2 separate regions of the Homo sapiens genome follow, and region 2 is linked to region 1. A link is a contact called in ENCODE Hi-C or POLR2A ChIA-PET data. All regions are on one chromosome and are shown on one strand. Each heading gives the region's core, a stretch centred on a gene start or an enhancer-like site at or near the end of the contact. The rest is flanking DNA. Distances are from core to core; before and after follow the strand shown.

Region 1 (7,902 bases), core at 3,230-5,729:
GCCTCACAAAGTGCTGGGATTACTGGCGTGAGCCACCACGCCCGGCCATTTTTATTAATTCTTAAAATGTAGCAATACTTCTTAAATTTGGCCAATCATGAGACTTAGCGTTTGGCAGAGACATATACATTCACATCGTTTTTGGCATTCCTAATAAAGAAAGACCTCTAGTAAGGGAAACCAATATTAATTGAAGTTTCATTCTTAGTTTTTCAATGTATAATGCAATATCTGAGGTGTAAAGATAAGGAATCCCAGGCTTGAAGACATTATCCTCTAATAAATGGCATTGTATTGTTGGCTCGATTCTGGAGTCTCACTACCTTGCTACCTACCACTGCTTTCATGCCACTAAAGCATACATGGTAAATCATGGTGAATAAAGGTTTGTAAATTAACAAAAATAATACTAATAAATTCTGTGAAATACTGTCCTAATAAAAGATTCCGGAAGAAGTGTTCTACACACAGATCATAGGGTATGTGTAGTAGAAAAATTCAACATTAACTCTTACAGTCTACTGCTTCACATTCATTGCCTCCTATATACTGCAAGGGTAACTTAAAAATCCCGTCTCTGCTGGTGCCTAAAAGCAGTGAGAAGATTATTCATTTTGTGGAGTTAAGAGTCTACTTAAATTTTGGCTTAGGTTCAGTTACCTGTAGGAATAGACACAAGGATCTCAAGTGCTCTCCTTTTTGAGGTAGGCACCAAACAAGCATCATTCATTCATTCAACAATTTAATGTCCACTACATGCCAAGAATAGTGTACAAATACCAGGTTTACAAAGATAATCACATTTATTCTCTTAAAGAACTCAAAAGTTTAGTAAAGGGAAAAGTACACTCAGGGTTAGGGGGCAGATATCAGACCAGCATACTTCTACTTACTGTCAGGTATTTAAGGGCGGAGCAGCCATATCCCAGCTATACTGGCATCACTCTGAAGCTTGTTAGACATACAGAATTTCGGGCCCAACCCCAAATCAATGGAATTGATATTACATTTTTAATGAGATCTCTAAGTGGGTGGTAGGTATGCTCTTCCAAGTTTGAGAATAATTGTTTTAAAGCTCTGCTGTCCTATATTAGCCACTAGCAACATGTGCTCATTTTTATTTAAATTAATTTAAATTAAAAATTAATTTGCACACTTACTCTAGCCACATTACGGTACTCAGTAGCCACATATGGTTAGTGGCTACCTATTGGACAGTGTTAATACAGAATATTTTTATCATCGCAGAAAGTTTTATTGGGCTGTATCTGTGATAAGGGGGTTTCTTCTGAAGAGCTTCTAATCCAGTCTAGAAGGGAGGAGGGAGTTTGGTGGATGCCTGAGACATGTAAAGAGAAAACTGTAAGTTTGAGTATAGTAGTGGCCTTCTTAGGAAATAAAATTAACACAATACTGTTGTACTTGAAGAGGAATTTCAAGGAGCCAGTGTCCTCAGGTAAGACTACCTCATAGACGGTTACAATCGATGTGATTTCTCATGGACTTTTTGAACACGTTTGATTCTAACACAAAGCTTTATTTTCTATAATAGTCTATATATGTTTTCACCCCTTTTAATATTTATTCTATATAGTTTCTTTTTTTTTTTTTGGAAATCTTTAAAATCTGAATTGTGTGATGCTTAAGCACAGTGTCACTGGATTGATCTATTGAATACTACCTACAACTCTCATAGTCATTTACTATGGTGGTGGTGGGGATGGGGGAGTTAACACAAAATGAAGAGAACACTGGGCCTTAAGTTAGATAGCTATCACTTATCTAACTAGTTTTTCCTAGCTACTTTTTGCATCTATAAAATAAATGGTTCCAACCTCAGTGTAATGGGAAATCTACTGTTTTAGATTATATTCAGATTTAGGATTCCAAAGCAACACAGAACTCTTTTTGAGGGCTACCAAAGTAATAGGTGAAACTTTGCAGGACTTCAAGTTTACAGTCCATGGGGTGATCCAGCTTTCAGGAACCTTGTCCTTGCTACAATTACAGAGAAGATAAGTACCAGGTCCCAACTTATGTAGCCTAGCCCCTTTCCTCTTTGAACATCTGGCGAACTTTGTTGGTGAAACTGAGTCTCAGTTATTGCCCTCCAGAAAGAGCAGAGATTAGTTAGCCCAATGCCTTTTTACTTACTGAGATCCTAAGTAGCTATGGGAACCAGTCAGTGTTGCACAAGAATGAAATGGTGGCATCTGTTAATTGACTATATCTAACACGGTGAACAATTCCAACAATTATTCAACAACTATTAAGACTACAATAATGATCAAAATAATAAACAGTAAACAATCTGAATTTTAATTGTACCTTTACGTCTAGGCAATATAAAGCTATGGTCCCAAAAAAAAATACTTAGAGTATGCTTGTGACTATCACTGTTGAAAATGATATCCATAATGATGCACCGCCCCTGCCTCCAGAAACCTATAAAATGCTTCCCTACTGGAATTGTGGGGTCCTACTAATCCAATTCTATAAGTTTAGCTTTTTTATAAACCACATTTGTATTTCAGTGGTGTATAACACGGTCTTAAGTCCCAGAGACTTGTTTCTAATACATGCAAGAGAGTAAATAATTACTTAAGACAAGCTTAGTAATTTTTTTTTTTGAGATGGAATTTCACTCTTGTTGCCCAGGCTGGAGTGCAATGGCACTATCTTGGCTCACTGCAACCTCCGCCTTCCGGGTTCAAGCGATTCTCCTACCTCAGCCTCCCAAGTAGCTGGGATTACAGGCGTGTGCCACCATGCCCGCCTAATTTTTGTATTTTTAGTATAGACAGGGTTTCACCATGTTGGTCAGGCTGGTCTTGAACTCCTGACTCAGGTGGTCTGCCCAGCATGGCCTCACAAAGTGCTGGGATTACAGGCGTGAGCCACTGCGCCTGGCCAAGACAAGCTAAGTAATTTTTATGAAATTAGTTGAATGAGGAGAGATGACATCTTTAAAGTTGATTATTTTATCTAGGATTTATATGAAAAAATCCTCTAATCACTATTGAGTGTAGGCCAGAATAACTTGATTTTTTGAAATGAGTATTTTTGTTAGAAGAAACATAACATCAAACTACTTCTCTTGTTTCTTCAACATAGGAGTTCATTTCAGCATCTGATTACTTGATGGAGAATATCAATTTTGTGCTTAATTATTTAATAATAACCTAATTCCATCAGCTGTATTGCAAACTAACAGATAAAGAATACTGAAGTTACTCATGTTTGCTTTGAAATGTTTGTTCAGCTCCTTAGGTGGACATATTCAACCAATTAATTTAGGGTGTGACAGCTTAGTTCATATTTTGTGTGTAAAAAGCCAAGTAGAATGATGAAAATTTACAGTGATTTAAATCAGATATTTTTCTTTCTAACCCTTGATGCCCACACTTGCAATGTTGAAAATTTGTATTTTATTTTTTTAAAGTGACTTTTACCAGTTATTCAAACAGGTTGTACAGAGAAAGAGGAAGGGAAATTTGTATTATAAATATGATTTTAAAATATAAAAAATGTACAAAATTCTATGATGAATATTAGCAAAAAAATAGTGTATTTCATTAAATTATTTATAAAGTGATGGGACACAAACATGTACACAAGCTCTCAATGCTCACAGTTGCCAAAATGATGTTGGCCTGCCATTCTATTATTTGTTGGTTCAGTTTTCTTTTTTGGGGATGTGGTAGTTGATCTTTAATGCCCATTCTAGATCGGAAAAATCCATGATCCTAACTTTTAAGAGAAGGTTGGTAACTCTACTTAGGACTTTTTTTTCTGTAAGAGGAATAATGTAGCCTCACCCTTATCTTTCTGGAAATGTTTAAACCACTGAAATATGGAGATCAAATCCAGCTTACACACTGGTAACTCAAATACTATTTTTTTTTTTAAACTATCTTTTCTAAACTAATCACCCCTCTTGTACATAGAACTTTCTACCTCAGTGCCAATTCCTAGAGGTTGATGCAAACAGCTCGCCAGAGAGCCTGTGCTATTGTTCCTGCGAAAAAACCCAATTTCCCTGCACATTTGGATAAAAATGAGTTTATCTATATAAAGTTGAGACGGTAAGAATTCACAGAACAATGCCCTGGAAGAGAGATTTGCAAATGAAAGAGGGAGAAATAGTATTTTTAAGGAAAACATGAAAGTTGTCTCGATTTGACCGAAGTTTGAAAGAGAGTTGGGGGAATAAGAAAAGTTTCAAGATGCCGGTTTTAAAACTATGCATAGAAACAAAGGCAGGAATGAAGCCCGAACTCTCTCGGATCAGTTTCCCCCAAGTCTCTAATTATTTCATGCCCAGATTTCTTATATTTTTACTCTTTTTTAAGGGGCAACAAACACAGCAGCGCGGTAGATACGAGGAGTCCTTTTCCAGCAGCGCCGCGCATGGAGCAAGGAACCAATCATCACTCAGCGTCTCTCTATATAAACCCTCAGCCTCCCTCGTAGAGGACATGCTGTTCTGACAGTTTGAGATTACTTATTGTCTTTTCTGGGAAGACAAAAACATGTCGGAGACTGCTCCACTTGCTCCTACCATTCCTGCACCCGCAGAAAAAACACCTGTGAAGAAAAAGGCGAAGAAGGCAGGCGCAACTGCTGGGAAACGCAAAGCATCCGGACCCCCAGTATCTGAGCTTATCACCAAGGCAGTGGCAGCTTCTAAGGAGCGCAGCGGCGTTTCTCTGGCCGCGCTTAAGAAAGCGCTTGCGGCTGCTGGCTACGATGTAGAAAAAAACAACAGCCGTATCAAGCTTGGCCTCAAGAGCTTGGTGAGCAAAGGTACTCTGGTGCAGACCAAAGGTACCGGTGCTTCTGGCTCCTTCAAACTCAACAAGAAAGCGGCTTCCGGGGAAGGCAAACCCAAGGCCAAAAAGGCTGGCGCAGCCAAGCCTAGGAAGCCTGCTGGGGCAGCCAAGAAGCCCAAGAAGGTGGCTGGCGCCGCTACCCCGAAGAAAAGCATCAAAAAGACTCCTAAGAAGGTAAAGAAGCCAGCAACCGCTGCTGGGACCAAGAAAGTGGCCAAGAGTGCGAAAAAGGTGAAAACACCTCAGCCAAAAAAAGCTGCCAAGAGTCCAGCTAAGGCCAAAGCCCCTAAGCCCAAGGCGGCCAAGCCTAAGTCGGGGAAGCCGAAGGTTACAAAGGCAAAGAAGGCAGCTCCGAAGAAAAAGTGAAACTGGCGGGACGTTCCCCTTTGAAAATTTTAAACGGCTCTTTTCAGAGCCACCCACAGGTCTCAGTCAAAAGAGCTGAAGCTTTTTGGAGGGGGGAGTGGGGTGGAGAGGGGTGCGGGTGCTGCGGTGTTGTGCGGCCACGGTCTATCCTAGTCGTGCTGGTTGGGGGTCAGTTATTAACAGCTCCCAGCAGCCTGGGCGCAAGGATCCTTCCGTCTCAGTCTCAGCCACAGTCACCGGATAGCTAAGGCTACTTGAGCCACCAGGTCCTACTTTTTCTTCAAATTCCCGCGGTGGTGTGTGATTGGCCGGCCGATTTCTGTTAAAGCGCGGCGCTTAAAAGTGGCCCTGAAAAAATTTTATTTCTGACACAGGGATGTGGTGTAAATGCTTTAGTTTACTTTAGCGTTGAGGTGACTTCCTGAGCACATCCCGTCCTGGTTGTGAGCAGTACGTGGCATGCCCAAGGTGCTTCCGGCCCACGATCTTGTGCAGCTGGTCGTTGAGAATGGCCAACTGCTGGTGGTGCCCGGTGTCTGTCTTTTCGCAGGCCTTTGATAAGCCTTAGCTTTGGGATATCGGCCCTCAGGTACTGTATTTGTAAATAGTGTGGGGGCTGCACTGCGTGACGAGGTGGCTCTCCTGTAATCCCAGCATTTTGGGAGGCCGAGGCGGGGGCATCACGAGGTCAGGAGTTCGAGGCCAGCCTGAAGAACATGGTGAAGCCCCATCTCTGCTAAAAAAAAATACAAAAATTAGTCAGGCGTGGTGCCGCGCGCCTGTAATTCCAGCTACTTGGGGGCTGAGGTAGAAAATCACTTGAACCCGGGAGGCGGAAGTTGTAAGCCGAGATCGCGCCACTTGCACTCCGGCCTGGGCGATAGAACGAGACTCCGTCTCAAAATAAAAAGTGTGCCCATTGTCTTTTTCTGTCAGTGGCCAGCGTCTCCAGGACTTATTTTCCCAGGGGCTCTCTTGCTTGTTCATTTATTTCTGCCTACTCTTAACCTCCTAGCACTGCCGCCAGGTAACACTAGCATGCTGGTCCAACCCGCTCGGAGTAGCTGTATTTGCGGAGGACGCGGTGTATTAGCCCTACTGGCAACTGTAGGCCCGCGTGGCAAAGCAGGTCTTGCTTTTGGCGCGAGTGTGGTCTTGCTTCCCACGTCCAGGTAATGTTAGAAAAAAATGCAATTCTTGTATTAAGCCAATCGGAGGGATAGTTCATCATAGCCTCTGGCTCAGTTTTGTAAAACTTGCTTTTTCTGTTGGTTTGCAGAGCCTGCTGAATTAACCAATCAGAACGTATTCTTAGATTTTTATTTGCGTGGTTTTTCCGAGAGAAAATTTTTCACCAATCAGGTTGCGATATTAACAGTTGTGTATGCTGGGACGTAGTCGAAAAGCCTGTTTTTTTTTCCACCTCCCCCTCAGATGGAATTCTCCAAATGGAATTCTCTTTTTGGAGACTACTCACCTTGTCATTCTGCGTCAATCTGCACAAGTATTGCTACCACCCTGATGCTGAGAGATAGTAAAAAGTATGAAAGGAACCTCTGTCAGCTTATAATCTGCTTCTTTTCCCAAATTGCTTTCTCACAGATTGAGCTGAACCAGGGAGCTAGAGTTAGCTATCCAATACATATTTGGTGATTAGATAAGAAATAGAGAGGGAAAAATAAATGAAAAAACTTGGAGAAGGGAGGAAGAAGCCTGAAATTGGGGTTACCAGGACAAATAAATGGGCTATAGGAAGTTGGGCTGACTTGGATGTACTACTGTTTACATTGTATTTGGGAGGCTGAGGTTATTTTTTGTTTGTTTTGTTTTTGATTTTAGAAAAGCCCACTTAACAGTACGGAGAAATCTCGACAAAATCTGATTTCTACAGATGGTTATGGGACTCTAGATGGGAAAAAATTACATTTTCACAAATCCTAAATGCAATTTGCTTATTTCCTTTGTGAGTACAGGCAGCTAATCACTGGATTTCACATCAATGATAATCATAGATATTTTCATATCACTTTGTACTTATTACAGGTGTCTTGAAATAGTTTACACTAATTGTGAACCTTTCAAGCCAACATTATACTTGCTGCTAGATCTTATTATTTGATGTGTAACTAAAGCACATATACAGACTTTAAGAAAAAAAAATTTAGTGTCACTACCTTTCTTACCCTGTATAAGTATTTTTTAAAAACATGGTTTTGAGAAGGCATCTATAGATTTCCAGAATCTCCAGAATACATAGCACAAAACAAGTCATGAACTCTTGAACAAGTTTGCAGTGGGACCAAATACTATAAATCCCTCATGATTATAATACCTCTTAATCTTACTTCTTTGTTTACATTCTGCTTATTAGTTAATATTTTATTATATTTTACATTATTATTTGCCTCCCTCCCCACAAAGAAAAGGATGTAGCCTGTGACATCTTTCTAGTTATAAGCAGGAGTTTAATTTTTTGGGAACCACGGCTACATCACACAATTTCTTCTTTGTAGAGAAAGCCAAAATACCTCCCTGTATGAGAGTGGCTTGATTGAGAAGGGGATCTGAATAAATGGGAGGATTTGAAATATTTATTCAAAATAATCTTTTTGAAAATGAGTGAAAAATACAGGTATGTAGGGGTGAGCAAAACTTCACCCTCCGAAAGTTCACTGAAAATCAACGGAAAAAAGGCAGATTAATA
Region 2 (7,902 bases), core at 1,064-3,563, 210 kb before region 1:
TACAATATCATGAAGTGTGAAATTTCGAATGTGCACAATTGGGTCCAGCAATTCCACTTTCTGATGTCTAGTCTAGCAAAGTACTTGCATGAGTGCAGAGAGAAGCCTCTGTGAGAATGACACTGCAGCACTGTTTTTAAAGTATAAAAGTGGTAACCGACTGAACCAGCCACCCAACAGGAGACTGTTTAGAGGAACTACGGCTCATCCCTCAGAGGGAATTCAATGCAGCAGGTAAAAAGAGTTGATTTATTGTCATGAACCTAGATAATGGTGATACACTAAGCGGTCAAAAAGCATGTTGCAGAACTACACTAATGATTCAACTGAAAAACAAAAACAAAGCTATACATTTCTGCATATTTATAGATGTAAACGCCTGAAAAAGTCTAAAAAGATGCATGCTAAACTGAAGATCGGAAGTTAAGTGAGCAAAAGAACACGTTGGCCTTTTGCTCCCTTTACTTTTAAAATATTGAAATGCTTTAAATTTAAGATTTTTCATGTATTACTTAACAGTAATTATTATGAGTGATAATACTGACTGGAACATATAAGCTGCTCAGTAAATACTAACTCCTCAACAGTTTCTTCCAAAGCAAAGGAGCATGAGGCCTGCAGCCACAACACCCGCTGCTGTAGCTACCTGAGTCTGGGAATGGCCTCTGAGAACAAGGTCTGCAGAGGGAGGTGGGGAGGGATGAAGAGAAAGCACCGGAACAGAGGTCTGTGCAGCCGGCCATCCTCCACCCTCGCCTGGATCTTGCACTGACCCAGACTAAATATTGCATTTCACATCTTCTGTTCCTCAAAACTTCTCTTTATGTTGCTATAGAAGGGGTATCATTTTTATTATCACTGGTTTCAAAGTTAACAATTTCTCTGCTCTGCTTAGAGTGAGACATATGTTTTCATTCTTTTTAAAGGATGTTTATATTTTCTTCCTGATTATAGTCAATATTGCAAATGAAGAAAAGCATAAAGGAATAAAAGTTCAGTGGCTCATGCCTGCAATCTTAGCAATTTGGATGGTCAAGGTGGGAGGATTCCTTGAGCCCAGGGGTTTAAAACAGCCTGGGTAACATAATGAGACCCCCATTTCTACAAATTAGTCAATCAATAAAATTAAAACTCTGTAGTAGTAATCATATACTTTGGTAGTAGAAATATAAATATTTCTCAAAGCATTTTGGTCATATATACAGCAAGCATCTTTAAAAAGTTACATGCTCTACCAAGGAAATGCTATTAAAAAAAAAAGTTGTATGCTTTACCCAAAAGTTCCACTTATAGGAATTATTGTTGAGGCAAAAAAAAAAGACAGAAATTAAGACAAAAATTTATGTCTGAGGTTGTTAAATATAATAAAATCTATACAGTAGCCAAATGTAGATAATTGAAATAGCCAAAATTAGTAAAGTATTACAAAATAATTATATATTCACACAATGAAATAGATTGTGTCCATTGAAACACATATATTGGGTTATGAGGAAATGATTAATGGAAGGAAAAACAGATACTGTACCTAAAACATACAAAACAAGGTTTAATGTATGGATCTAATGCTGTTAAAATGAGAAATAATTGCCCTTCATTAAAAACATGATGCCTAAAAGCTGCATAGAAATCTCTTTTATGATAGAGCCACGCACTGTTTGTCTACCCCCTGCCTGTTGTATGTGTATGCTGGTTCAGATTTTTCTATATTATAAGTATTTCTGTAATGAACAAATTTACATATGAATCTATAAGGCACATCTCTTTCTAGAATCTCTTAGAATAGATGGCTTGTGTTGGCCAAAACAGATTTTAGCGACTTTTTTGCCCTTTTCTGACCACAATAAGTTCTTAAGAACATGCAGTTGGAATATTTCTTCATTTATGTTGTCTCCCTCTCCTTCCACCAAATCCCAATATCTGCAGGTCTTTATTCTTTGCACTACTTGCCTCTTCTCCATGTGCCCACATGTGTGCATGGGTGCCCATGCGCACACACGCACACACACACACACACACACACACACACACACACACACACACAGAGGCACTGCACCCCTTTCCCTGGGCAAGTACTCTCCCTGCATGCCCACTCACCACTCTCAGCGATTCAGCTCTTGTCCTCCCAGGCATTGTAGCCCAGGCTCTAATCAACATTCCCCACTTACTTCTTAGTATTCCCCTCTGAAAATCACAGCCCACTGAAGAATGGTGGTTAATAGTTCTCCATTCTTTCTATTATGGTTGAGTCTCTCATTCCGAAGAAAGGAAAAAGAAAGCAGAGGCTATCTGGTTATTGTGAGGAATAATAACAATCTCTTTTTGGAAGAATTAGTTTTTTGATTGGCTCAGAGGTGATGTTTCTCATCAGTTGCTGGGAGGAAACCACTGAGGAGGGTTGAAATGAAAAGTGAAAGTACATTGAATTGTACACGTTGCAGAAAAATTCCAGCCGTACCTCCCTTAGTGTTTGTGTTTCTGTGTTTATCTATTTGAATCATTATTGCGTGTCCATGTATATAAGTATTTCTACATATTTACTTAAGTCTTTTATCATAATAGAAATAGCAGCAGAACAAAATGAGAAAAGATTATAATGTGGTGAAGAGAGAAAGTTGTGCACTAATTAAAATGCTACTGTGGCAGTTTGCTAACATTTGCTTGCATGAATATGGGTACCTGAAGGAGGAGATTTTACTACAGCGTCAAATAAATGTATACATGGAAAGAAAGCCAGACGCAATGCACATTTTTAAGCACCTCCAGCATCCAGACTTAGGATCTGTTATCAAATAATATAATGTTTCTGGTTTCCAGAGGCAGTGCTGATTGACATTTTTTACCTTTTTCAGGAAACTTTTAGTGCAGGTGTTTCTGAGCATCTTCATTCGCCCTCAGCTCCTGGTTTGTGCTATATTGTATTTTCCTGTGTATTTATTTCTCGTGCTGCCAGTGGAGTACATATTATCTGAAGCTGGAATCTAGATAGACTACAAATGCCATCTCTGTAAGAGGTCTGTGAGACAAACTGGTTCTTCCTGTGGCCTAGGACCTCAAAACACACTTTTTGGATTTGCAAGTCAGTGATCAAAACTCCTAAGATTAAGATGTGACTGGGGTTGATGAAATTTGATTATATTGTAACAGTTTGAATTTAGGCTGTGCAGTATCTGGTTGAGATGGCTGGTCCCTTCTGCATCATGCAGTCCCCCTTTCTTCTTGGTGATAAAGCCTAATTTTCTTGGGTACTTCAATAGGCTCTGCTATCTCATAGATACCAGAGAACAAGGGACTAAGTTGGAATCAATAGTTTGTAGGTAAAGTTGTGGGCTTGTGTTTCTCCCAGAGATCCTTCAGAATGGAGGCCAAGATAGCTGGGAGTGTGAGTGTACACTCTCCGTACTTCCTTCTTCCTCTTGTCTTGGATGTAGACTTTTGAACTAGAGGTGCGGCAGCCCTCTTAGAACCATGAGGCAACCTTGAGGTTGAAAGCCACATGCAGAGACAGCAGAGAATGAAGTCAGAAGCAGGCTGGGGCATGAATGACATCTCTGAGCTGCCAGGTCAGCCCTGGACTACCGCCATCTAAATTCATTTTACATGAAAACAAACAACAACATCAAGAAAAAACAAGAAAACCCTTGTTTTGTTTAAGCCAATGGTATTTCTGGTCTCTGTTACCAACAGAATCCCACAATTCTTCCCTCCCCCTTTTCCTTCCCAACAGTTTACCATAACACTTCTAAAACATAAAGCAAAGGTGAAAGAATTTTTGGTGAATACCAATATGCCTACCATGTAGATTATAGTGATATACTTAATATTTTACGAAACTTTCTTACTTTATTATAATCCATACCACTGTTCATTCCCTATTTATCCATCATACTTATTTATTTAAATGTTCATTTGCTCATTTTTATTTCTTTTCTTTTTCTTTTTTTTTTTTTGGTGAGATGGAGATTTACTCTTGTTGCCCAGGCTGGAGTGCAATGGTGCGATCTCGGCTCACCGCATCCTCCGGCTCCGAAGGTTCAAGCGATTCTCCTGCCTCAGCCTCCTGAGTAGCTGGGATTGCAGGCATGTGCCACCATGCCCGGCTAATTTTGTATTTTTAGTAGAGACTGGGTTTCACCGTGTTGCCCAGGCTGATCTCAAACTCCTGACCTCAGGTGATACGCCCGCTTCGGCCTCCCAAAGTGCTGGGATTACAGGCATGAGCCACTGAGCCCAGCCCATTTGCTCATTTTTAAATTCACAGTCTATCAGAAGCTGTGCTGCTTGAAATTATATCAGTAAGAATGATCACCCCACCCTTGCCTGAAGGATCCAAGTCATTTTTGACACAGCAGCTGAGGTGCTAAGCTTCAGATTAGGAGTTTCTGGGACCAATAGTTTGTATCGTTGAACTTTGTAGTTTCCAAAGTGTGAGGCCCTGGGTCCATTTCTCATCAGTCCTTTATACCGAACTCTGACAAAGAAGTCTTGGGAAAGAAATGGATGTGAAATGGGGCAGAAATGAATTCAGTGATTCAACAAATTTTTATTGAGAACCTACCATGTAGTAGGTCTCAGCCACTGAAGTTCAAAACTAGTGAGGAGAGGTTGCATAATAGAGTGGATAAGAGCACTAATTCTGAAGCCAGGTGGCCTGTGTGACCTTTGGCCAGTTCTCTAACTTCTTTGTGCCCCAGTTTCCCTACCTGTAAAATAATGACAGTAATAGTACTTGACTTTTAAGAGTTGTTGCTGTGAGCATGGAATGAGACAACACATGCAGTTTGCTTACAACAGTGTATGATAAAAAAGTAAGTCATAAGAATGTACGCTAAATGAAAAGTGCACTCAGCCCTCCTTCAAGACCTAGGCACTTGATGCTATCTTCTCTTTATCTTTTATAAGATCTAGTGCAGTGTCCTGCATGCAGTAGGTGTGGCAAAATGCCCAGAGATTTGTCTCCTTTATCGAGTTAGTCTCACCAAGAAATGTCCATTTCTCATGGTTATCTCACCTCTTGCTGCCATTAGGACCTCCCATGAACACAAATTTTCTTTATGCTACATCTAGATATCTGTCAGCATGTCCCAGGCACACTGGCTTACTATCTACTCTCTCTAGGCTTTTTTTTTTCTATCTTCATCTGTTGTCATGCACAACTCATTAGCCCTGGAACCCAAAGCTGGTTAACTAATCACTCAATGTTTCTGTTTCTTTGTCTATAGTGGAAATGAGACATGGTCCATAAGTTATTTAAGGAAGAGTTAGCACAGCACCTGCATGTATTAACCCTAAATGAATTTCATTGTCTTCCATTCTGAAAGGCTTAATTCTGATCCCTGCATTGATGACTCCTAAATCCACCTCCCCTGGAGAAAACATCGACAGTTGCCTGCTGTGAGTTGGAGTTTTAGTGTGAAGGTGAAGGGAAAATATCTGAAAAGTATGACGTGAGAAAATGTGTACACTGAAAATAGCAGTGGGGCAGGTGCCAGGGAAGATGGGAGGTAGGGGGCACCTTTTACATTGTATTCCATGGGATGATGCCTGCTGGGGTTGCACAATATATCCCATCCTCATCCGGTGGGCCACACGTTAGGAGATAGGGAGACCAGAAAGGAAGCTACTGTGACACTCTAGGCAAGAAATGATGGCAGCTTGGCAATGGAGGAGAGGGGACTTGATTGATTACTCACATTAATACTAGGAAATACTTACATAGAACCTGCTACAATGCTAGTATTGTGCTTAGAGATTTACATATATTAACAAGATTCACAACAACACTAAGAGGTACCTTATTTCCCACATTTTATAGACGTAAAAGCTGAGGTCCAGGGAGGTTAAATGACTTCCCAAGGTCACACAAGTAGTTTCTTTCTGAGCTGGGCCTTGAGCCCAGGCTGTCTCACTCCAGAGTCTTTGATCAAACCACTAAGCTGGACTATTGAAAGGAAGTACAAATAGCAGGGCTTGGCTATCAGTCGGATGTGGTGGGTTAAGAGAGAACAAGAGAAGGCTAAAATGACTCTTAGGTGGTGTCAGTCATTCAGATGATGATGGGTAGGCAGGGTTGATGGGAATTTTATTTTGGATACACTCATTGTGAGATGCCTAGTGGGCACTGAGTTCAGGGAATGTGTGGGGCTGGAGACAGAAGTACAGGTGCCAGTGGGGGTCTGCTTATGGGATAGGTGCCAGTGGGGGTCTGCTCTGAAAATGGATTGGACCATATGAGTATATGTGGTGTGAAATGAGAGCCCAGGACCAAAGCCTAAGGAATTTCAGCAGTTCTGGAGCAAGTGGAGCAAGAATTCTGAGAAAGATCTCCCTAGGAGCAGGGAAAGACCAAGAAGAGGGCCCTGGGGATTGATGAGGCAGATGCCACATAGGCAGGAACACCTACTCAGGCAGGTCTATGAAGAACTCAGGGTTGTCCATAAAGAAAGGACAGAGGTGTATAAAGACAAGCAAGGCCCAGTGTCTCACAGCTACAATCCCAGCACTATGGGATGCTAAGGCAGGAGGATCACTTGAGCCCAGGAGATCAAGGCCGCACTCAGCTATGATCACGTCACTGACCTCTAGCCTGGGGGGTGACAGAGCAAGATCCTATCTCTCTTAAAAAAAAAAAAAAAAAAAGCATGGCGGTGGGAGGGGAAAATAGAAATGTATAATGGATTTAATGATTGGGAATCCACTAGTAACTGTAAAACAATGTTTATGGTGTGGTACAGCAGTGGCCATCATCATGGCAAACAGTGCCTGACGGCCATGCATGTGTTCTCTTTCTGAGACTTTGCTTTCATGGAAGTAGAGACCTAGAGAAAGGCAAGTGTGGTGTATTGCCCTGGGAAAGGGGAAGCAGGGCAGTTACAGTGGGAGAACCTTGAGCTTGTATATGGTGTAGCCTACAGACTCTGGAGTGGACCCCTTATGATTACTCCTCTTGCAGTTTGCAGCCTGTACTTTCCCTGAGTGTGAGCTGAACCTATGGCTTACTGCTAACCAATAAAATATGGTAAAGCTGATGGCATGTCCCTTCCATGACTACATAATGTAGTGTAAGACTCTGTCTTGCTAGCTGACCCACTCTAGAGTCTCTGTCTTCCTGGCTGGCTTTGAAGACAAAAGTAGTCATCGTTGGAGACCCACATAGCAAGGAGCTGAGGTGGCCTGTAGGAGCTTAGAGCAGCCTCCAGCTTCAGCCTGCAGGGAGTCCTTCAACTGTAAAGAAATGAATTCTGTTAATGACCTGAGTGATCTGAAAAGAGGACTCTCCCACAGTCAAGACAAGATGAGGCTACATACAGCCTGGCCAACACCTTGACTTTTGCTTTGTAAAGTTCTGAGCAGAGAAGCCATCTAAGGTCTGCCTGGACTTCTGACCCAGAGAAACTAAAATGACAAATGTCTGCTGTTTTGAACCACTAAGTTTGCAGTAATTTGTTAAGCAGCAATAGATCACTAATGCATTAAATTGAAACAGGCAGTGGCAACAATCATGAAGATACAGAATACAGAAAGAATAACTTGTGTTTCCAGCCCTGACCTGTTGCCTGGACTGCACATTAATTGTTATTGCTATCATTTTATTTATTTACTTATTTACTTATTTTTTGAGATGGAGTCTCACTCTGTCTCCCAGGTTGGAGTGCAGTGGTGCAATCTCGGTTCACTGTAACCTCCGCCTCCCAGGTTCAAGTGATTCTTCTATCTCAGCCTCCTGAGTAGTTGGGATTACAGGCGCATGCCACTGCACCCATCTAATTTTTGTATTTTTAGTAGAGATGGGATTTCGCCATGTTGGCCAGGCTGGTCTCAAACACTTGACCTCAGGTGATCCACCTGCCTCGGCTTCCCAATGTGCTGAGATTACAGATATGAGCCACTGTGCCTGGCATG

The links. A loop is a pair of places that touch in the nucleus more often than their neighbours do. ChIA-PET counts read pairs that join two places held with the same protein, here RNA polymerase II (POLR2A). Pooled maps may share reads with other maps.
Region 2: a pooled map shows a loop between it and region 1 (3-fold over the local background). The contact joins the promoter of BTN3A3 here to the promoter of H1-3 in region 1. A Hi-C loop is called at or near these places in 3 of 50 pooled maps. POLR2A ChIA-PET finds 5 or more read pairs at or near these places in 2 of 52 experiments (PC-9 and T-cell).

What each region holds. Positions count from the first base shown.
Region 1 is chr6:26,231,564-26,239,465 of GRCh38, reverse strand. H1-3 (H1.3 linker histone, cluster member) reads left to right here and starts at 4,479. Exons shown (of 1, transcript NM_005320.3): 1 at 4,479-5,254. The coding sequence starts at 4,533. The coding sequence ends at 5,198. It also overlaps the pseudogene H2AC9P. RefSeq lists enhancers at 3,966-4,953, 4,867-5,276, 6,107-6,156.
Region 2 is chr6:26,434,915-26,442,816 of GRCh38, reverse strand. BTN3A3 (butyrophilin subfamily 3 member A3) reads right to left here and starts at 2,313. Exons shown (of 11, transcript NM_006994.5): 1 at 2,169-2,313.